Regions from separate parts of the Homo sapiens genome. Here region 2 is linked to region 1. The links are chromatin loops, found by intact Hi-C in ENCODE. Cell type or tissue: psoas muscle. All regions are shown on one strand. Links, peaks and the distances in the headings refer to the core of each region. The heading gives the core; the rest is flanking DNA.

Region 1 (11,593 bases), core at 1,628-9,627:
GCAGTGAGCCGAGATAGGGCCACTGTACTCCAGCCTAGGCAACAGAGCAAGACTCTGTCTAAAAAACAAAAAAGAAAAGGAAAGAAATAAAATGAAGAATCCCAGGGAATTCACCAGAAATGTGGTTTAGCGGGAAGTTGTACTACCTTTGTGGGCAGGTGGGCCTAGTTCAAATCCCTGCTCCACCACTAATGCCGGTGGCCTTGGAAAGTCATTCCTCATCTCTCAGCTGACATTGCCTCCAGATTCCACCCTCCCAGCATGAAGGCCAGCAGATAAAATGGCCATTTTTTTCCTGACTCTTCCCATGAAGATTGCCTCTGACTGGACAGACTTGAGCCACATGATCATCTCTGAGCCAATCCCTGTGGCCAGAAGGGATCATGAGTGAGGGAACCAGTTTGGGTCAGAGACCACCATTAGGTCCAGGGGAAATACCTGAAATAGGATTTGCTTAATAGTCTTCTTTAGATTAAGTCATTAATTTTACTAAATCGAGTTGTTTTAACAGGAAATTTGATATTATGAAGAACTGGTGCCATTTGCCATAAATCATGTCATAAAATTCCAGCCAGATGCTGAAGCCTGATACCTACTCTCTGGGTTAAAAGGGAAGATGTGTGTTAGAGAGGTGTTAAAATGTCACTGGCTTCATACTGGGACTTTCCACTTCAGGGAGTCTGGGGGTCTGAAGACAATTGGAAAGGGTAGCACCTTCTCACTCTGTGAATCAATGTGATTCTGATGGCTTGTCCCTGGGCAGCTAAACCAGTCTTGGCTGCACATGAGAATCAGCTGAGGATCTTTGAAAAATCCCAATGCCAGACCACCCGCCAGACCTGTGAAATCGGGATCTCTGGGGATGGGACCCAGGGATTGGTGTTTTTCAAAGCTCGCAAGGTGATTCCACTGTGCAGCCAAGGTTGAGAAATCCAGATTTCAATGTAACTAATACTGGTGGTGTGTGCCCCACATTGCTACCCACAAGGGTTCAGCAAGTCCATTGGGCTGCAGGAAGGGGCTTATTGGAGACTGGGGTGGCCTGGCTGGCCAAAGAGTGTCACAGAAAATGGGCTCCTGTTTCTCCAAAGCATTAGCTGAACAGGAGTCTGGGAGAGTCATTTAACACTCTCAAATGGGAAGAAACCACATGTCTCTCTCCCAAGTCCAGAAGGATTTGATTCCCAAAATGAAATTCAACTCTGACCTGGATCCTACCCGCACTGTCTGGATCCAATTGCTTGTTACCTGAACCAGCTGTTACCTTTCCACCTATCCATCAACCATCCCAGACCCAGCTCTGCTGCTTCCCAGCTGTGTGGCCTCAGGCAAGGCACTCGGCTTCTCTGGTCTTCGGGTTTCTCATTTGCCTAACGGGGGTAGGCTGCTGGGCTCTGTGATCTTTAAAGACATTTCCACTTGGGAACCTGCAAGTCTTGAGAGGCAGCCACAGGCTCTTTAATTGGACACCCAAGCCCTAGGTCAGGAGTTCTCAAAACCCAGGCAGTTCAGATTCCGGGTCCATCGCCCAGACCACAGAATCAAAGTCTCTAGAGGCAGCCCAGGATCTGCATCCCTAACAAGGATCTCAACTGATTCTGACGCAGGTGATCCTCAAAACACTTTAAAAGCATATTGCCTATGCCTCAGTGTTCATCATAAAAGCCCCTTATCCAGAGATCCAGCCCACACGAAACATGCCCTCCTTTTTGCAGGTGAGGAAACTGAGGCTCAGAGAGGCAAGTCCTTCTTTACCTGAGGTTCTGCAGTGAGTCCACGGCAGAGCTGGGATTCAGACAATGACCCTGCCTAACTCCAAAGCTGGTGTCCTTCCCCTGTCTATGTGACATTCCTCAAACTTAACATCTCCAAAACTAAGCCCCACGTCCTCCCACTGCGAACTCGCTCCTGCCGATTTCCCCCCATCTCAGTATCTCTTTCCAGCCACAGAGGCCAAAAACCTGGGAGCTACTCATGACTCCTCCTTTGTTCACACTCCGTGTGGGACCTCTGCATAAATCCCAAGGCCCTGCTTTCAAAGTGTATCAGCCTCCAACCCCTTTTCATCACCCCCATGAACACTCCTGACCAAGAGTCGGCACGCTTTTCTTGAAAGGGCCAGATAGTAAATATTTGAGGTTTGCAGGCCAAGAGGCAAAATTGAGGATATTCTGTAGGTACTTACATAATCACTTAAAACGGAACCATTTAAAAATGTGAAATCTGCTCTCAGCTTGCTCTCGGGTTGTACAAGCAGGTGGCAGGTTGCATTTGGCCCGTGAGCCATAGCTGGCTGACTCCTGCTCCAGACCAGAAGTTCTCAACGGGGGGTGATTTTTGCCCCTCAGAGAGCATTTGGCATTGTCTGGAGATATTTTTGGTATCATACCAGGTGGGATGGTACTATTGGCACCTAGTGGGTAGATGCCGGGATGCCGCTAAACATCCACAGTGCACAGGACAGCCCCACAACAAAGATTCATTCAGCCCAAATGATGATAGTGCTGAAGTTGAGAAACTCTACTTTAGGACCAGGTACGGTGGCTTGTGCCTGTAATCCCAGCACTTTGGGAAGCTGAGGCAGGAGGATCACTTGAGCCCAGGGGTTCAAGACCAGCCTGGGTAACATATTGAGACCCCATCTCTACAAAAAATAATTTCAAAAAATTAGCCGGGCATGGTGGCACATGCCTGTGGTCCCAGCTACTTGAGAGGCTAAAATGGGAGGATCACTTGGGCCCCAGAGGTTGAGGCTGCAGTAATCCATGATTGCACCACTACGCTCCAGCCTGGGTGAAAGAGTAAGACCCTGTCTCACAAAAAAAAAAAAAAAAAAAAAAAAAAAAAAAAATTCTACTTTAGAGCAAGCCACTGTCATTTCTCACCTGGACTATTACAGTTACTTTCTCGCTGCTCACCTGCATCCACACTCACACGCTTCCCTGAAAGCCAGAGGGATCCTGTGAGAACCCACGTCAGGTCATGTCACCTCCCACTCAAAGCCTTCCAGTGGCTCCCATATCACTCAGTGTAACAGCAAAGTCCTCATGGCCCTGCAGGACCTGCCCCTACAAGACCTCTCTGACCTCATCTCTCCGTCTCCCATTGCAAATCTACCTGGGGGAGCTTAGCATCGGCTATTCCCGCTGTTCCCTGCACGACTTCTCTCACCTCCAAGTTCTTATTCAAGCATCCTCTCTTTAGGAAGTGACACCTTCCCTGACCCTCTATTTTCAAATGGCAGTTTCCACCCCCAGCCTTCCTTTTTTTTTTTTTTGAGGCAGTGTCTCACTCTGTCGCCCAGGCTGGAGTGCAGTGGTGCCATCTCGGCTCACTGCAACCTCCGCCTCCCGGGTTCAAGCAATTTTCTCGTGCCTCAGCCTCCCGAGTAGCTGGGATTACAGGCAAGCACCACCACATTCTGGCTGATTTTTTTGTACTTTTAGTAGAGATGGGGTTTTGCCATGTTGGCCAGGCTGGTCTCAAACTCCTGGCCTCAAGTGATCTGCCTGCCTCAGCCTCCCAAAGTGTTGGGATCACAGGTGTGAGCCACCGCGCCCAGCCCTCCTGCCTTCTTATCTCCCTTCCCTGCTTCATTCTTTTTCTCCACAGCAATAATTACTTCCTTCCCCAACCCCCTCCTCGCCCACCTGAATATGTGCTCCATGTGGGCAGGGGTTTCTCTTTTGTTTACTGAAGTATCTCAGGACCTGAATTAGTGCCTGGCACAGAGTAGGTGCTTCATCAGAATTTGCTAGTGAAGTAAGTTAGTGCACTTCTCTAGGCCTCAGTTTCCCCCTGCGTCAAATTTAGCCCCCAACTCACCCACCTCCAGATGCTGAGCTATTAGATTGTTTGCTCACTGTAGAGTGCTGTACCCAGGTGAAAGGGGTTCAGTTTGGCATGGGTGGTGTTGAAGTGTGGCCCTGCTCTAAGCGCTACTCAGAGCCGAAGCATCCAGGTCGTTTTGCAGCTGGGGTCAGGGCTGCAGCCAGGTCCTCACCTACCCCAAGGCTGCTCCACTGGTACCTAATTTCCTACACCTTCTCACAATCTCAGGTCTCGCCATCCTCTCCACGGTCTGTCGTGGGGCCTCCCGTGAGACCTGGTCAAGCCACCTTGTCTTTCCTCACCTTGTAACTTCATCTGCCCAGCCTGGTCCTCGAGCCAGGCCCCATTCTGTCTTCCCCTGGGGAGGCCCCCTTTGTGGGTACATTAGCTCAGAGAGCCTGAAAGCTACAATTCTGAAGTTCTGCCCTCAGTGTCTTGAAGGTTCTAGAGTCCTACAACTGGAATAGGCACAGCTTGCATGCTGTGAGCCTAGATGTGTGAGCAGGGCTGTTGTTTTGTTCGTACACTGGATGCAATGGCCGTGATGGAGGGTGGTGGAAACTGTATCTTGGTTCAATTCAGTCTCCCTTTTCTTCTAAGGGTTGACCCTAAGTTTGGGAGGTTTAGGTAGTGATGAATTAATACAATAAGAGGACACCCAACATTTTAAAATAACTAAAAGAGTGTAATTGGATTGTTTATAACACAAAGGTAAATGTTTCAGGGGATGGATACCCCGTCCTCCATCATACGATTATGAGGCATTGCATGCCTGGATCAAAACATTTCATGTACCCCATAGATACCCCTACTAAGTACCCACAAAAATAAAAAATACACACATTTTAAATTTAAAAGAAAAGAGGACAGCCAGTGTGGTGGACACTGTGAGTTCCTCACCTACACTCCATTTACGAGCTGGTGCACCCACACCCCAACTGCTGGCATTCCCCGCTGCTAACAGTTCACCACTGCCCCCTTCTCACGACTCCTGCCTCTCACAATTGCCCTTGGCCCATGGGAGTCGCCTGCCAGGGGATTTTAACCTGTGGCAGCTCTCCCGTCCTCCCACCAGGCAGACTGTGGACTCATTGAGTCAGGGGTACAAAAGCTCAGCCCTCTTTCTGCAAGGTGGGATCAACACCTGGTGCAATTCAGGCCGAAGCTAGACCTCAGCTGAGGCTACATCCTGGCTTAGCTCCTTCCCTATCCTGTCCTGCTTCTCTCTCTCCCCCATCTCCTAAAGGAGACGTGGAGCAAGAATGAATCACGTGCCTAAGAATCCCTGTCTCAGGCTCTGCTTTTAGGGATGCCCTGACATGAAGGGAGGTGATCGGTGTTATTTTTTTTTTTTTTTTTTTTTTTTTGAGACGGAGTCTTGCTGTCTCCCAGGCTGGAGTGCAGTGGTGCAGTCTTGGCTCACTGCAAGCTCCGCCTCCCAGGTTCTCGCCATTCTCCTGCTTCAGCCTCCCAAGCAGCTGGGACTACAGGCGCCCGCCACCACACCTGGCTAATTTTTTTGTATTTTTAGTAGAGACGGGGTTTCGCCATGTTAGCCAAGATGGTCTCGATCTCCTGACCTCGTGATCCGCTGGCCTTTGCTTCCCAAAGTGCTGGGATTACAGGCGTGAGCCACCGTGCCCGGCCAATCAGTGTTATTTAAAACTGACCTCCATGCCCAAGGGCTGGGGACTGGCAACTAAGAGTTACCCTCAGGATGGGATGGTCTCCCCCTACCTAGCTTCACCATCTTCCTGCCTTTTCCCTTCCATCTTCAGGGTGGGCTCTCATTGGCACTGTCCCCACACACACAGACTCCAGTCCATTCTCCATTTTCCCTGCTAGACTGAAGAGTTTGGCTGTTTCTGCTGACTTGGAGGGGACAATGACCAGAGCAGGCTGCAGTCCAAGCATTTGTTCACGAAGGGCTTTGAAAGGCTGGCCCGGTCCTCCCTCCCCACCTTGTTTGCCAGGAATGGTCCCCATCCCAGCGCAAAAGCTCTGGCAAGCCTTGTTTCCTTTCAGCCGGCGTTTTCTGAGGGTTAGCTTGGCAGGCTTCCGTGCTGACCTTGGATGGCTTAATGAAGTTGGGAGAGGCTCCATGCCAGCTCCCCATTAACGTGGCCTTTGAGAGAGCCTCAGGGGCTCCCAAATCTTTTGGCTTGCTCAGGCCCAAGGGTAGAGGAGGTGAGCCAGGCAAGGGAGAAAACAATAGCTTCAACGGCACCAAGATGCTGTGTGACCTTGGATGAGTCACATCCTCTCTATAGGTCTTGGGTCCCCCAGCTGTAACGGGAGGGCATTGGGCTGGGTGATTCCTCCCAACTCCCTGCTGTACTCATTCATTGGAAAACATGTATTGAGTGTCAAGTATGTGCCAGGCACTCTTCTAGGTGCTGAGGACATAGCAGCAAACAAAACAAAGCATCTGCCTTGTGGAATAGAATATCCCCAGCTGGGGGAATAGAAAGAATGTGGGATTTAGAACCAGAAGACCAGAATCTTTTGCCACTGACTTCTGAGCCTCAGTTTCCTCATCTGTAAAATGGGGCTGTTCTGAGGCATCAGTGAGATAGTGGATGTAAATGTTCTTGGTAGTAATCTTATGCAATACTTATTTAGCACCTACTGGGTTCCAAGGCATGGACATAATCAATAATTCTCATAATCCCTTCATAAAGAGGGATAATGGTGGCAGGTGAAGGCTCTGGAGCTGGACCGGGTCCAAATCGCAGCTCTGCCCCTTCCTGTGTGACCTCAGACAAGCTGCTGGGCCTCTCTGTGCCTCAGGTTCCTTTCCCATAAGACAGGTAATGATGATACCTGGATTATAGGGTTGCTGGGAGGACAGAGTGGACTCGAACTTGCGCAGTCCTTAGAACAGTGCCTACTGCATAATAAGTGCTCAATACAGGGGAGTTATGAGCTGTATGTTATTATTATTCATTTCATTTCACAGGAGAAAACAGATTTTCAGTTCTTGTCTGAGGTCACTCAGTAAGGGAAGCTGAAGAAAATGTGGAAGGAGCCCCCCACGGTGGCTGGACCCAGCATCAGGGGCTCTCCCCATCTCCTTTAGTCCTCTGAACCCAGAGAGGCTTAGCTGAACTGCAAGCTGAGGCCAAGGGATTTACAGCTCAGAAATCCCCATTTCTGAATGAGTCTGACTGAGTATCCATGCACATGTGTGTAAGTGTGAGTGGCTGTGCACACATCTGAGCATCCACAATAGGCATTGCCAAGAAGGACACACCATATGATTCCATTTATATGAGGCTCAAGAACAAGCAAAATTCAACTATAACAAGAGAAATCAGAACAGTGATTGCTTTTGGAGGTATTGACTGGAAGGGAACCCGAGAGAACTTCCTGGATGATGGAAATATTCTGGACCTTAACTGAGTTGGTGGGTACACAAGTGTATCTATTTATCAAAAGGCACTGCACTAAACACTTAAAACTTGTGCATTTTATTATGTGTAAGTTATACCTCAATAAATAAAGGAGCACTGGGAAAAAATAATAAGAGATCTAATTTACTGAGGAGTAATTAACCACATGCCGGGCGCTGTTCAAGACGCCTTACAGGTGTTCTGTAATGTAATCCTAACACAACCCCATGTAGCATTGCCTGTTATGTACATGCATGTACTCCATCCTGTGCGTATGTGTCTGAGGCTGCTTCTTAGCCGGCGTATGAGTAGTTCACAGAATGCATATGCACACGTGACACTGACTCATTCCTATACTTGGGGGCTAAGTGGGCACGTATGAGGGTGCACGTGTCCACAGATTTGTCCACGGGAATAGATTTCTGCCAGCACCTGTTTGCTCCCCTCAAGAGCATTAATGAACCGTGCTTCATGCGCCGTGCTGGCTGGTAGTTAGATGCTAACAGCATGCATGCAGGGGCCCTGGTCTGTGTAGACAAATCAAGCACTGTTATCAGACAATAATGGCAGGGGATCGACAGCCAGCCGCCTGTGCCAGGGAGGGGTGGGGACGCATGAGCACTGGGCAATTAGCATCTCTAAAGGGTGTCTCTGCTGAATGGTGGCTAATTTGCCGACATGGCCCCATCAGTCAAACTCAGCAGTCACTGAGTGGGGAATGCCGGGCCTCTCCAAAGATTTGTGAGTTGCTGCTGTTGGTGCCAGCTTTTGCACTGGGAGCAACTCATACCTTAAGACCTCACCCTTAAGAGGATAAGGGTGAACAGAGCCTGCCTGCCCACAACAGAGCCTGCCTGCCCTCTGACCTCTCCCCACCTCTGAGGATGGTTGGCCTTGTGAGCTTGGGATGATGTGGAGGCTCGGAGAGGGCAAGCAACCTGTTTAGAGTCAAACGGCCAGTGGGCCACCAACCCAGGAACTGAGCTTGGGTTTCCAGACTTGCAGGCATTGTACATTTCTCAACACCATCACTCACTCACATGACACAGTATTCACAATATTTTTGCCATTTCTTTTCACCAAAGGTACTATTAGTTTCTTGGTATTTTCCCTCAAGTGACTCTCTTTTTAAATTTTTAAAATTATTTTGTTTTATTTTTACTATTATTATTTTGATGCGGAGTCTTGCTCTGTCGCCCAGGCTGGACTGCAGTTGCACGATCTTGGTTCACTGCAACCTCCGCCTCCCAGGTTCAAGCGATTCTCCTGCCTCAGCTTCCCGAATAGCCGGGATTACAGGCGTGCACCACCACGCCCGGCTAATTTTTGTATTTTTAGTAGAGATGGGGTTTCGCCATGTTGGCCAGGCTGGTCTCAAACCCCTGGCCTCAAATGATCTGCCCGCCTCGGCCTCCCAAAGTGCTGGGATTACAGGCGTGAGCCACTGCGTCCGGCCCCTTTTTAAATTCAAATGTTTATTTTAAAAGGAAGCTGCCATTAATGGAAAACCAGTATCTGATACCCATAAGTTGAAGCAGGGGTGACCAACCACCCTTGCCTCCATTCACCTGTGAACTTTCAGTTTTAAAACCTAGATGGTTCTGGCAAACTGTATGGAGTTAATCACCTTAAATTGAACACAGGGTTAAAAATGAATACCACAAAAATAAACTAGGTTATTAAACTCGAACTGGCAGCTCTGAGCCTGGAGCCTGTCCTTACCTGTGCTGAAGGCGGAGCTCCATTAGAATGCTGGAGCTTCTCTTTCCGGTAGTCCCATGACAAGTCCCAGGGTTCACTCTGATTGGCTTGATTGGGGTCACATGCCCAGACTCTGCCAATCGTTGTTGCCAGGGGAATGCACCGTTCTGATTGGCCAGACCTGGAGCCAGAGGTGAGGCCAGGCTACAAGCCACGTGGCTTGAGAGCTGGGAAGGGATAGTTCCCCCAAAGGGTGAGATGGTTTGTTGCTAAAAAGAAGCCCCCTCTTCCTCCAGGTATGAGCAGCAGGTGACTCCTCTGCCCTTGCAGGAACAATGTCCTCTTGCTGTCCCAGGCTCTGGCTCCCAATCTGCCTCCTGCTGCCTGTGTCTCTTCCCCGCTCTGGTCCTCAGTCTCCTCATTTGTGAAATGGAGGGTTGTGCTGAATGATCTCTAAGCGTCTTCCAGGCTTTGATGTTATGTGATTGGTCTTCCCTGGGATGATTATTACTGGAGTTTGGTGGTGGCTGTTACTGTTTTACTCCCTCCCACTTGCCCAGAGATAGATGAGAAAAGAGAAGGTCTTATAACATGGTGAGAAGAGCATAAGGCATTTCCAGGTTCAAATCCCAGCACTGACAGTTTCTGGCTGTGAGATTTCAGACAAGTCACTTCACTCTCTGAGCCTCAGTTTCCTCATCTCTAAAATGGGAAGAACAATAGTATCTATGTAGAAGAGTCACATTGAGGATTAAAACTGGCAATAAGTCTAGACTGTTGGGGTGTATTTGGGTCTTTTGGGGTGTATTTGGGTGCAGGAAACTGAAAGTCAAATGAAACTGGCATGGACAATAAAGGGCATTTATTGGATAGTGCAACTGAAAAGCCCAGGCAGTGTGTAGCAAGGGTAGGGAGGGGATCATGATGTCATCATTGTGTCAAGGATTTACTCTGCTTTGTCCTCCTCTGTGAGCCAATTTTTCTCTTGGGCTGGCTCCCCTCATGGGAGTCCCAAAGGCTGCAGCATTTCTAGGCGTCACACATGCACTCTACGTTATCCAGAAGAGAAGGGAACTCCCAGCATTCCTGGCCAAAGCTCAGAAGTCAATAAATTGGCTTAGCTTGAATCACATGCCCCACTCAGCAAGCTCTCTAGCTGGGGGATGCCATGTGCTGACTGGCTTATCCCTGGGGCAGGGGGCAGGGTCAGCTTCCTCAGAACCACAGGGATCCCCACGGAGTGGTTGGGAAGGGCCCCTGCATGCTGGGAATGATGCAATCAAGCATTGAGGATCACCAGCGACTCTAGCGCTGAGGCTCTGAAAGGGCTTTCCAGACATCTCCTGTCCCGAGCTATCATTTTACACAAGGGGGACACTGAGGCTAAGAGACGGGCTGATTTCAGGAGGGTGTCACTTGGAAAATGACGATCAAGATCTGCCTTGGCTGATTGCTGTAAGACCCCAGTGAGATGAAAATAATGCTTTGAGAAAGAAGGAAAGAAAGGAGGAAGGACTCAAATAGATCACAGACCTACTAGGTGCTAGATTTTCTGTACCTGTCATGTCATTTAATCCTCGTAGCCACCCCGGGAAGCGGGTTTTGCCATTACTCCCAGTTTACAGAGGGGAAATGTGAGGCTGAGAGAGCTGAGGTCACTTGCCTAGGGTCACACCCTAGGAAGCAGTGCCAAAGGGCTGCGAAGCTAGTTGTGTACGATTCTGGTCCAAGGACACTTGCATTTAGTGTGCACCTACTGTGTGCTAGGTGCTTCCCAGGCCACCATCTCTTATGTGAGTGCTCAGTGGGTCTGCCCATAGCGGGGGATGTGTTCTCAGGAGAGAGCAGGGATCCCTTCTTGGCCACCAGAAATGGTCCATTTTTCAAGTTGTCTTTACCAGTGGAGACTCTATGACTTCTTTCTTGTTCTTTCTGTAACCTGGTCCCCTCCCCAATCCCGAACATTTTCTGGCCTGGCAGCTCCACTAAGAGTCTCGAATCTTCCAGGTACCTGTACCCAGCCCTGGGACTGGATGAGGAGGTTCTTCTGGAGACACCCAGGCCTTTGTGTCCCTGGGCCCCAGGGCTCCGTCCCACCCCTGGCTGCCCCCTCCTGGGCCCCTCCCCAGCACTGGTTTTGTGCCAATGTTTGGGCTGCTACAGCCCTGGCCAGGCTCGAAAAAGGAATTATTTCTGTCTCTTGCATAGTTCTCAGCCCAATTCCCAAAATGGGAAGTGGCCTGGGAGGGCCGCCCAACCCCCACTCCAGTGGAGGAGGGAGGCGAGGAGAACTTGGCAGAGCTGAGACACACACACACACACACACACGCACACACACACACACACACAGCTCCTTCTCTAGGCCTGTGGCCTGTAGAGGGAGGCCAGGCACTTCAGAGGGAGATGAGGGATGGCTCTTGGAGTGGGGTGCCTCTTCCCTCCTCTTCCAGAATGCTTTCCCTGATTGTTGAGGGGCTGTATCAGGCTCTTGAGAGGGGTGTTGGGACCCCCGGTTATTCTGTGAGCTTAGGACCCCCATTTCTTAACATTCCTCATAGCATCCAGTGTTTGTCTCTGCCCAGCCTGGATGTCTGTCATAATGGCCAGCTGCATCACTGGCCAGAAGGTAGGTTGGTTCTGACGGACACTGACTGACTGACTTGTCCACC
Region 2 (11,593 bases), core at 1,718-9,717, 52 kb after region 1:
GCAAAATTGAAGGAGGAGCTCGCTCTCAGGGTGGTGCATGTGCACTTTGGTTCTGATAAGTGCCGCAAAGAAAAAAAGTGCAGACGCTCTGAAAATATGAGCAGAGAGTTGGAGCCTAATCAGGGAGGTAGAAGACAGCCAAGGAAGGCCACCTTGCATGGGTGAGACGTATAAACACGTGCACCTTCCAGGGTCACAGTTTTCCACTCCCAGAGCCCAAGTCCCCTTTATAAATAACAAATATTTTGTTAACTTCTCCCACCACTTCGTATTCTAAAATGAAATTCACAGATAATATACTATATATGTAACTTCAAAAAAATCAATATCATTCCCTAACTTTAGAACGAATAATTACAAGGACGTTTGTATTAAACTTGTGTGTGTTTCAGTATGCAAATGCCTGGTCAGGACAACAACACCAGAAAACACCATGAGGTTGTCAGATGCTTCCACTATACATAGAAGCACCATGAGTGTGACCGTGACAAAAACAGAGGTACAGGTGTGCTGGCAGCTCTGATATCCCAAGCAGCACTGACATCAGCTGCATGACTTTTCCAATACGATGAATAACTCCTGGTAAAGTTCTGAACAGAAGAAAGTCCAGTTCTTCCCTTGCTTCACCAGGCGTTGCCATTTCTGGAAAATTCAGGGTAGATTAAAACATTGGCAAAACATATTTGGCGGGTTTATATATAAAATGAAGTTACAGTCTAAAATTAATTTAAACAAGTTGTTGTTCACCTACCTGAGTATCCACTGGGACACTCCAACATTGAGCAGGACAAGAGAAGGTTATCCATGAGCAGGGCTGTCTCGTGCATTACAGGTCGCCTGGTGTCCTCAGCCTCTGCTCACTTCATGCCTGTGGCATCCTCTCCCATCCTTGTGACACCCTCGCACATTTTCAGGGCATGTCCTTATGGGTAGTGCCACCCTGCTGAGAATCACTGGATCCAACCTCCAGCTAACAGTGGCTCCTGCTCAGAAGATCTTGTTTTTTGTTTGTTTGTTTGTTTGTTTGAGACAGAGTCTCGCTCTGTCACTCAGGCTGGAGTGCAGTGGTGCGATCTCGGCTCACTGCAACCTCCACCTCCCTGGTTCAAGCAATTCCCCTGCCTCAGCCTCCCAAGTAGCTGAGATTACAGGCACCCACCACCACACCCAGCTAATTTCTGTATTTTCAGTAGAGACAGGGTTTCACCATGTTGGCCACACAGGTCTTGAACTCCTGACCTCAGGCAATCCGCCCACCTCGGCCTCCCAAAGTGCTGGGATTACCAGCTGTGAGCCACCACACCTGCCCACGGATCTTGTTTGTTATCTGTCAATCTTTGCATTCCTAATGGTTTGTTTACTTGCACTGTCACGATCAGGGTCCTTTGCACACTACGAGTGGCTTGTCTTTGCCTCCAATTTGTGCACCTCCCTGGTAATTATCCTTGGAAGCAGAGGAGGCAACACAAGCACAAATAAAGATTCCCAAGGCAGCAGCCCCTGGCTAAATCCACGGTGATTGTCTTGGCCACTCCAGCCTGACTCCGGGGACATTAGCCAGCTCCCACGTGTGATTACAGCCAGAAACAGGCCATTTGTGTGGTCTGGAACCCCTGCTGATTGTTCCTTGGAAAACCTGAACCAGAATGAGCTCTTCTATATGCCAGAGAATTTTAGCTAGAACAGAGTTTCACACCTGGGCATCTAATGTATGAGACTTGAGAAGGAAGAGAGACAAAGAAAAATTCTTTTATTTTTCTCCTTCACCTGTTGGCCTTTCCCTAACCACCCCCACCCTACCCTCTGCATTAGCTGGTTACCTTCCTGCCTCAAACAGAGAGGCCACATCTGGGATAAAATGCATCATTTCCTGGCTTCTGAGCTTCCAGTTTTCAGGTCCTCACAATATAAAGGTAGGGATTTTCAAAAGTAGGTGATAGATATTCATCTTACTGGTTATCGTTGGAACCAAACCCATGAGGATATGACTCTACTGTCCATTAATCCTAATCTTCCCCATCACCAGCAAGGTAGGTGTTCTCATTCCCATTACACATGAGAAAGCAGAGGCTCAGAGAGGGCCGTGACTTGCTCAGCCCCACACTGCCAGTGAGTGGTGGGGTGGGGTTTGTCCCAGATCTGCTGCCACCAGAGCACACCCTTGTCATAGCCACCCCACTGTAAAGCCATTTTCCCTCTCTTAGGGTACAAATAGCTGTTTACCCTATTTTCTATGAACAAATTTCCAAAGATGCCTCCGGGATGTGTGTGATCAAGCCAGTGAATTCAAAAATACAGTGCTTATTACGGAACTTAGTATTATGGAACTTAGTATTAGCTGGCCACCCACCCGCCTGGCTCTAATTAAAGGCCTGTCCGTCTTCTGCTTTAGAAATCATGGCTTTCTGGAGCCTGTAATTTCACCATTCGTGCTGAAGTCCTGGAGCACTGGGAGTGGAAGAATGGACTCCCCACATCTTATTGAGGCTGGTGAGACAGAGACAGATACAATTAGCATGGCCTGCCACTCAGGGACAAGACTAAAGTGAGTTAAGCGAAGCACTCACCTTGGGCACAAAAATCCAAGATCAGGCCAGGCACAGTGGCTCACGCCTGTAATCCTGTAATCCCAGCACTCTGGGAGGCCGAGGCGGGCGGATCACCTGAAGTCAGGAGTTAGAGATCAGCCTGGCCAACACGGTGAAACCCTGTCTGTACTAAAAAGACAAAACAAAAAAAAATTAGCTGGGCATAGTGGCCCATGCCTGTGATCCCAGCTATTCGGGAGGCTGAGGCAGGAGAATCACTTCAACCCGGGAGGCAGAGGTTGCCTGCCATGAGCCGAGCTAGTGCCACTGCACTCCAGCCTGGGCGACAAAGCAAGACTCTGTCTCAAAAAAACGAAACAAAACAAGATCAGTATTAATTTTTTCCTTTTCCCTTTCACTCCCATATGGCTTAGCACACCAGTGTTGCTGATCCTGTCTTTATTGAAAATATAGATATTTTGTTCATCATGGGGGGTTTTACATTAAGTTTGATTTTTTAAATGTTACATTAAAGTAGTATTTATCTTGCTTACTGAGTTATTTGGCAATGCCTTAAATTTCACACCCTTAATTTTTTTCACCCTGGACTCAGCCCTGCTGCCATTTCCCAGTTCATGTGACCTTTGTTAAGTCACCTCCCCTCTTTGAACTGCAGTTTTCCCATCTGTAAAATGGAGATACTAAAAGTACCTACCTTATTGGACTGCTGGATCTAAAGTCCCTGGCATACACTAGGCACTCAATAATGGCTGCCATTGTGGGGGAAGAGGGAAAACCGTGGTACTATTAGCATTGGGAACAAGACAAGACTTCACGACACAGGACTGTGCATTGCAAGACGTCTCTTATCCCTGGGTCCCACTCACTGAATGCCAGTATCACCATGATAACCAGAAACACCTGTCCTCCCTAACATTTCCAAAATGCCTCCTGTGGCAAAATGCCACCACCACTGGGCTAGATCACTGTCTTTGGAGTCACACAGCCCTGGGCTCAAATTCAGTTTGTCACTTAGCTGTGTGACCTTAGGCAAGTTCCTTAACTTCTCTGAGCCTTTTGCTTTCTTCATTTGTAAAACAATGATAACAATAGAGGTGACTTGAGTACTTGGATGTTCAGTTTTGGGTAGCAGCTATTATGAGCAGTATTTTGTTTGTATTCAAAGCAATAAGCTCTTCTTGGAGTTGAGCTCTCTTGTGGCAATTTGCAGGGTAGGGAGGGAAAGAGGGGGCCAGTGACCAGAGGGGTTGTAAAGAGAAGAGAGGCAGCTCTATCCTGTAAGCATGTATTGTTTGAACTGAACTGCATTTACATATTTTAATTAGTTACCCACATTAACAAATTGGGAAGAGTTCACCAAAAGAACCCCTAGACTTTCACTTGTTTGTTTCTACTGAGAAACTGGAAAATTAGACCACTCTGGGCCACATCTATTCCCTCTTGGAGCTGGTAGTGGCCGCCCACTTGAGAGGTGGCCCATGCACTCCTTCCTGGAGTTCGATATCCAGCCTGCTTTGGTCATTTGCACTTCCTGCCTAGCTGCAGTAGCTGGTTAGGTTTTCTTTTCTTTTTGTTTGAGACAGGCCCTTGTTCTGTCACCAAGGCTGGAATGCAGTGATGCAATCATAGCTCACTGCAGCCTCAATCTCCTGGGTTCAAGCAATCCTCCCACCTCAGCCTCCTGAGTAATATTAGAAATAAGTTTTCAGTGCCGCAAAAGAAACAGCACTCAAACATAAATTTAATTTTCTCAGCAAGGCAATTGTACTTCTATAGAAGGGTGCATCTCGCAGATGGAGCAATGGGGAGAGCACACCAGACAAGGGAGGGGAAGGGATTCTCATCCCAACGCAGCTAGTTCCTGCTGCTGTGTCTTTCCCCTATTGGCTAGGGTTGGACTGCACAGTCTAAGGTAATTCCGATTGGCTATTTTAAAGAGGCAGAGGTACAAGCTGGAGTGGCAGGGTGAGTAGTTTGGCGGGAAGGATGGTTACAGAACAGGTGACTCGGGATGATTAAGAACAGAGCAGGTGACCCAGGATGACTAAGAACAGACCAGGTGGCCAAAGATGACTAAGGTCAGAGCAGGTGATAGAGGCTAGGAGAAGATTGGTTGCTGAAACTAGGGGCAAGGAGACGTAAAGAACGAGAAAGTTAAACTTTAAAATGAAGAACAAAGAACAGGGGAGCTGAACATACTGATACATTGGTTCTTTGAAGAGGATCTCAGAACTCATTGTACTTAACAATTTACAGGCTAAAACCTTTGAAGACGAATTTATTATATTCTACAGTAGCTGGGACCACAGGTGTGTGCCACCACATCCGGCTACGTTTTTAATTTTTAGTAGTGACAGGATCTCACTATGTTCCCCAGACTGGTCTCAAACTCCTGGGCTCAAGCAATCCTCCTGCCTTGGCCTCCCAAAGTGCTGGGATTACAGGGGTGAGTCACTGCTCTGGCCTGGTTGAGTTTTCAATCCCAAACTGGCAGTAGAGGGGAGGAGAGAGAGCACACTATGCAGGAAACCAGAAAAAAGAGTTTTAAAAGTAAGCATAGGATTGCTACTGGGTTGTCAGGAAAGATAAGAAATCTAGTAGGAATTCGGAGTGCCTCAAAAAGTGGATGAAGGCTGGGTGCGGTGGCTCATGCCTGTAATCTCAGCAGTCAGGGAGGCCGAGGTAGGAGGATCACTTGAGATCAGGAGTTTGAGACCAGCCTCGAAACCCCATCTCTACAAAAAATACAAAAAGTAACTGGACATGGTGGCTCATGCCTGTAGTCCCAGCTACATGGGGGGCTGAGACAGGAGAATTGCTTGAGCCCAGGAGGTGGAGGTTGCAGTAAGCCAAGATCACGCTACTGCACTCCAACCTGGATGACAGAGCAAGACTCTGTCTCAAAAAAAAAAAAAAAAAAAAAAGAAAAGAAAAAGAAAAGAAAAAAAAAAAGAAAATAAGTGGTTGAGAGAATCTGGATTTTTGTTTGTTTGTTCAGTCTCCCAAGCTCTTTGCAAATTGCTAAGAGCCAGGAAAATGTTAACATCCTGGGGAAGGAGCCTTCGGAGTAGCCACAGCAGGAGCAAAAACCTGGAGGCTGGACTAATTCTTCATTGCCCAAGGAGAACAGGGGAGGGACGGGGAGAGAAGGAAGGAGGGAGGAAGCAAGGTAGGAAAATGCACGGATGGACAGATGGACAGGTGGATAGGTGGGTAGGTGGATGGATGGATGAATAGAAGAAGGAAGGAAATTGATAGATATTAGACAAATAGAAGAATAGAAAGTTGGGTAGATGGAAGGAGGCCTAGTTCTGCCTCTGAGCAGCAATCCATTAATAAGCACTTACAGAGTGCCTACTCTGTGCCCGACCCTGTGCTAGGCACTGTAGCAGAGACAGAAAAATTAAGTCAGGACTCTCCTTGCCAAGGAATTCACTGTCTTGTTGGAAGGCTCAAAGGCTGGGTCTGTTGCCCAAGGCAGCTCAGGTAAGAAGTAAAATCCACAGCAGTGCTTCAATTCTGCTCACAAACTGGGCTCCTCCACTCTGGTCTCAGAATTCTGAGGAGAACAGAATGATCCTGGCCTGGCTTCCTGTGGGGCCTGTGAGGGAGGCTCTTGGAATGTTCTGGAGCCCACCCAAAGGGCAGCTCAGCGAAGGCAGGAACGATGTCGGTGTTGTTCACTGCTGCGTCCCAGCATCTAGCAGAGTCCATCCTCATACCGAAGGCGTTCAGTGCCACCTCGTCAATAAATGAATGAGTAGGTGGGTCTGAGTCCCATTGGCTATGGCTGCAAGCAGTTCCTCTCACTTCTGCAACCTCGATTCCCCTGCCCCTACGATGGAACTAACAGTAGTGACTGTGCCCCACTCATGGGGGAGTGTGGTGAGGTTTAGAAGAGAATGAGAGGATTTTGAAAGTGCTTTGTAAACTCAGGAGAGGTTTACAAATGGGAAGTGCGATGCTAATAGCAGAAAGAGTAGTAGAAACAGCATCAGTGTAGCAATAATGGCCCCTGTGTTCACTGTGTTAAAAGTAGGATGATGCTGTCATTCCTGGCAGTGGCAATAGAAGTATTCATGAGAATAGTCGCTGTACTGGCGATGGCAGTGATGGTCATATTAATGGTGGTCATAAGAATAACATTACTGGGGCCAGGCGCGGTGACTCATTCCTGTAATCCTAACACTTTGGGAGGCTGAGGCGGGCAGATCACCTGAGGTCAGGAGTTCGAGACCAGCCTGGCCAACATGGTGAAACCCTGTCTCTACTAAAAATACAAAAATTATTCTCTGGTTTCTCTTCAGATCGTATAAATCTTTTGCCTTTTACTAAAAATACAAAAATTAGCCTGGCATGGTGGTACACTCCTGTAATCCCAGCTACTTGGGAGGCTGAGGCAGGAGAATTGCTTGAACCTGGGAGGCAGAGGTTGCAATGAACCAAGATTGTACCACTGCACTCTAGCTTGGGCAATAGAACAAGACTGCATCTAAAAATAAAAAATAAATAAGAGTAACATTAATTGGTAGCAAGAGAGAAAAGAAGGAAGAACATTCCAGGAGGAAAACAAGGTTCTGATTGCAGTTATAAGAGACAGAAATCCAATTCAAATTGGCTTAAGCTTGAAAAAAAATGGGAGGGGTGATGCAACTGCGAAGTTCAGAAGTGGTTCTGGCTCTGGCCCAGATACACAGGCCTCGAACAATACCATCAGTGCTTGTCATTGCAACTCAGTCTCTCTCCATCTTTTGTCTCTGCCCTCCTCTACGAGGGCTTCACTCTCAAGCAAGCTCTTTGGGCTCCAGGCTTCCTATCTCCCAGCTAGACATTTTCCCTCAAAAGAGAACTCCTGGCCGGGCACGATGGCTCATACCTGTAATCCCAGCACTTTGGGAGGCCAAGGCAGGCAGATCACAAGGTCAGGAGATCGAGACCATCCTGGCTAACATGGTGAAACCCCGTCTCTACTAAAAATACAAAAAATTAGCTGGGCGTGGTGGCATATGCCTGTAGTCCCAGCTACTCAGGAGGCTGAGTCAGGAGAATTGCTCGAACCCAGGAGGCGGAGGTTGCAGTGAGCTGAGATTGTGCCACTGCACTCCAGCCTGCACACAGAGTGAGACCCCGTCTCAAAAAAACAAACAAACAAAAAACAAAAAAACAAAGAGAACTCCTCCTCCCCCATGGTTGCAAAGTTCCAAGATCCACTCTCATGAAGCCATCTTGTGTCACATGCCCATCCCTCAGTCAATCACAAAGGCTGGGAGGGTTGGTCTATGCTGATTGGACCAGGCAGAGCCACATGGCCACTCCTGGAGCTGGAGGTGGCCTCAGAGTAGAGACATCAGAAGAGGGTGAGAGAGAGGTGCAGGGCAGAGGATCAGTGGGTGGCCTTCAGAGGTAGGACCAGATAAAGACGCCATGGGTCCCAGGACCTGGTGCTTGGTAATGCTCAACAATTAATGTTTTTAATTGTAAAACATTAATGTGCTGTAAAGATAGGGAACAACCCATAGGTTGTGAGGTAGAGCAGCCCTGGGTTCAAATCCCAGCTCTGCTACTTGTTAGCTGTGTGGCCTTGGGCAAAGCACTTGACCTCTCTGTGGCTTGGTTTCTTCATCTGTAAAATTGGATGAAAATGATCGATTGTTTTGAGTATTAAATGAGTTATTGCATTCAAAGCACTTAGAAAAGGGCCTGACACATTGTCGGTACTCAGTAAATGTTAGTTATTATGTTCATTATCTATTCAGTGTACTCAATGGTGCCAACTTATATGACTCACTAGGATTAAAATCTCTTCCCTCCACCTGGATGCTCCTTTCCCAGATCTTCATACAACTCGATACTCCATCTTTGGGTCTCAGCTCAGATGTCACCTCCTCAGAGAAGCCCTCCCTGACTACCATAGTTGATGATGTCCCTACAGCCAGTCTCTATCCCATTAGCCCATTTTCTTGCACCTTGAAGAGATCCTTTTTAATTTACCTATTTCCTCATTTCATGTCTGCTTCCCCCACCCAAATATCAGTTCCCTGAAGACAGAGTCTGTCTTGATCACTGCTGTGTCCTCAGGATCTGGAAAAGTGTTTGGCACATAGCTTGGCTCCATAAATGTTTGATGAATGAATGCCCCTTTTCTTCCCCGATAGTATTTCTGTGCCGCATCATCCATCAGGGAGGACACTGGGGCAAAGATGTAGCAAGGGGGGAGGGGTGCAGAGATGCATACCCCAAATAGCTGGGTTGGAGCTTCGGGGGGAGACCTAGGTGAGCCTGCCACCCCTCTGTCCCCCAAGAAGGGTCTTTTAGATCCCTGTCCCCGGTTGTGTAGAGGGTCTCAGCTCTGGGTGGCCTAAGAGGACAGGAGCGTTCTTCTTGACTTGGGTCATCCTAGCCAAGGTCAGGCTAAAGCCAGCAGGCCTGGGATTACACACCCTTGCACATCCAGCTGCTTAGCCGGATTAGTGCAGACGCCATGCCCACAGGCCTAGGCCCAAGACAGGGGCCCCGGGAGGGTGAGTCACAGGCCACCTCACCCTCCTACTCCTCTGGCCTTTCCTACACTGGAGAAGCCTCAAGACCTACCAGGGACCTGACAGAGTGGCTGTATTTTCTGTGTATATTTTCATTACTGTTTATTGAATGTCTACTGTATACCAGGCCCTGAACGGGGCACTTTACAGGCTCTCAGTCAGTCCTTCAGTCTGAGAGACTAGGGCTCATTTATTTATTTTTAAAATTCAGTTCCTCAATAGTTATTAAGCACCTACTATGTACCAGACACAGGTCTAGGCATGAGAGATGCTGAAGTTACAAAGATGGTCCCTGCTTTCATGGAGCTTTTAGAGGAAAAGACAGGCAGGGAGTAAATAAATATTTTCATTTTTTAATTTTTTTAATTTTTTTTTTTTTAGAGATAGGGTCTCGCTCTGTCACTCAAACTGGAGTGCTGTGGCGGTGACATGGTTCACTGCAGCCTCGACCTCCTAGGCTCAAGCGATCCTCCCACCTCAGCCCCCCAAGTAGCTGGGACTACAGGTGCACGCCAACTCACCCGGCTAATTTTTGTATTTTTTGTAGAGACGGGGTTTTACCATGTTGCCCAGGCTGGTCTCAAACTCCTGAGCTCAGGCGATCTGCCTATCTCGGCCTCCCAAAGTGCTGGGATTACAGGCATGAGCCACTGCGCCCAGCCATGAATATTTTTTAAATGCTCTTCAGCTCCTCAAGCCAGAGGTGAAGAAGTCGGGAAGGGAAAATGTGGATGGGCAGGTAGAGCTTTCTCGTGCACTCTATAGGCCCAGGAAGGATGTTTGTGGCCCATAACCCACGGCTGCTTGTGGGGAGCTTTGCCGTCTGTGAGAGAATAGAATATGGACAAGCTTTTACCACAAATGTTTGTTGAATGACTGAATGAATATTCTGCTGTTGCTCAGAAGCCTTCCCAAGCTCCCCATTGTCTGCGGGGTCTGGTCCAGACCCCTCAGCTGATGTTCACAGCACCCCCATGATCTGGCCCCAGGTGCTCCTCCGATTCCTCTCCATCTCAGGAAACACCACCACTATCCTCCCAGTTGCTCAGGATGAAAACCTGGGATTCCATCTTGACTCTTCTTTCCCTCGCCCCACACATCTGAGCCATCAGCAATTGGTTGATTTCACCTCCAAAATATAACTTGAATTTGTCTTCCGTACTGTGAACAGACACAGTCTCTTGCCTGGACACCTACCACAGCCTCCTCACTTTGATTCCTGTTTCTATTCCAGTCCCCCTACAGGCTGTTCCTAGGTGCAGCTCGGGGATTATTTTATTTTATTTTATTTATTTTATTTTATTTTATTTTATTTTATTTTACTATTTTTTGAAACAAAGTTTCACGTTGCCCAGGTTGGAGTGCAATGGCACAATCTCGGCTCACTTTAACCTCTGCCTCCCAGGTTCAAGCGATCCTCATGTCTCAGCCTCCCGAGTAGCTGGGATTACAGGCGCCCACCCCCGTGCCCGGCTAATTTTTGTATTTTTAGTAGAGACAGGGTTTCACCATGTTGGCCAGGCTGGTCTCGAATTCCTGACCTCAGGTAATCTGCCCACCTCCGCCTCCCAAAGTGCTGGGATTACAGGCATGAGCCACTGCGCCTGGCTAGAGCTAGGGGATCTTTAAACCTACATTAGGCCATGGCCGTGTGGCTCCCAGGATTCTCAGGTTCAAAACATCCTATCAGGTCTTAAAGGCCTGCCTCTCTTCTCTCTTTGACCTCAACTCTCACGCCCTTTGTCTTCCTCCCTAGCACCAGGGACACTGGTCGCCTTTCTCCTCCTCTTCTTGCCAATCTCTTCCCTGCCCCAGGACCCTTGCACTTGCCGTGACTGCTGCCCGGACCGGCCTTTCCCCAGATCTTTGCGAGCTGGCTCCTTTGCATTCCTCAGATCCGCACTCACGCATCACCTCCTCAGTGAGGCCCTCCAAAGCCGTTGGGCTAAAGTAGTCCCCTATCTCCTGCCCGTCTTTTTTAATCCTCTAATTCTGCTTTACTGAGGTGTGGTAGGATGAGCGGTGGGGACTAGGAGGAGCTTCAGAGCAGTCTAGAAGCAGGAGAGACGAGGGGAAAATGCAGCCAGGGGCTCTAAGGAAGCAGCAACATGGCTTCTCTGCAGCCATATACGGATGGATGAGGGGCTGGCCCAGGCAGGGATTCCATCCGCATATTCCTGATCCAGGGCATCTCGCGGACCCAGCTCTTGGCCCAGCATTCCCTAAGGAACCCATGACTGCTTCTCTGGCACTGTTTAATCTTTTCCCTCATCGCTGGCTACACGTCTAATGATTTATTCCTGGGCTCCCAAACCAGATTCCTGCAGAAGCCAAGCGAGCCTCATAAACAACACGCACAGGGTGCACGTGAGATTTTAGAGTACAGGACTGGACTTAACACCGCGCAGCGGCAGCCTGGGCTTGCCACGGAGCAGCGTGGACCAAGAGTACCCAGAGCTTCAGATTTTTCTTGAGAAGCTCAAATGTGAATTCATAGGGAAAATA

What was found. A loop is a pair of places that touch in the nucleus more often than their neighbours do. Peaks named below come from ENCODE experiments on the same cell type or tissue, not always from the same donor. Only the 100,000 strongest peaks of a DNase experiment are listed, where the experiment ranks them.
Region 2: it touches region 1 in a loop (2.1-fold over the local background); 10 of 110 quality-filtered maps call a loop at or near these places.

What each region holds. Positions count from the first base shown.
Region 1 is chr20:49,446,615-49,458,207 of GRCh38, reverse strand. The region is part of intron 1 of KCNB1 (potassium voltage-gated channel subfamily B member 1); the gene reads left to right. Among named protein-coding and RNA genes, the nearest start is that of KCNB1, 30 kb to the left of the region's middle. RefSeq lists enhancers at 10,075-10,586, 10,587-11,096, 11,097-11,593. In psoas muscle, for the core only: no CTCF peak of the experiment used is centred there; a DNase peak (open chromatin) is centred at 5,827.
Region 2 is chr20:49,395,171-49,406,763 of GRCh38, reverse strand. The region is part of intron 1 of KCNB1 (potassium voltage-gated channel subfamily B member 1); the gene reads left to right. The region is part of intron 2 of LOC105372649 (a long non-coding RNA gene); the gene reads right to left. Among named protein-coding and RNA genes, the nearest start is that of KCNB1, 82 kb to the left of the region's middle. In psoas muscle, for the core only: no CTCF peak of the experiment used is centred there; DNase peaks (open chromatin) are centred at 6,163, 6,715, 7,253 and 9,013; H3K27ac peaks cover 4,487 bases.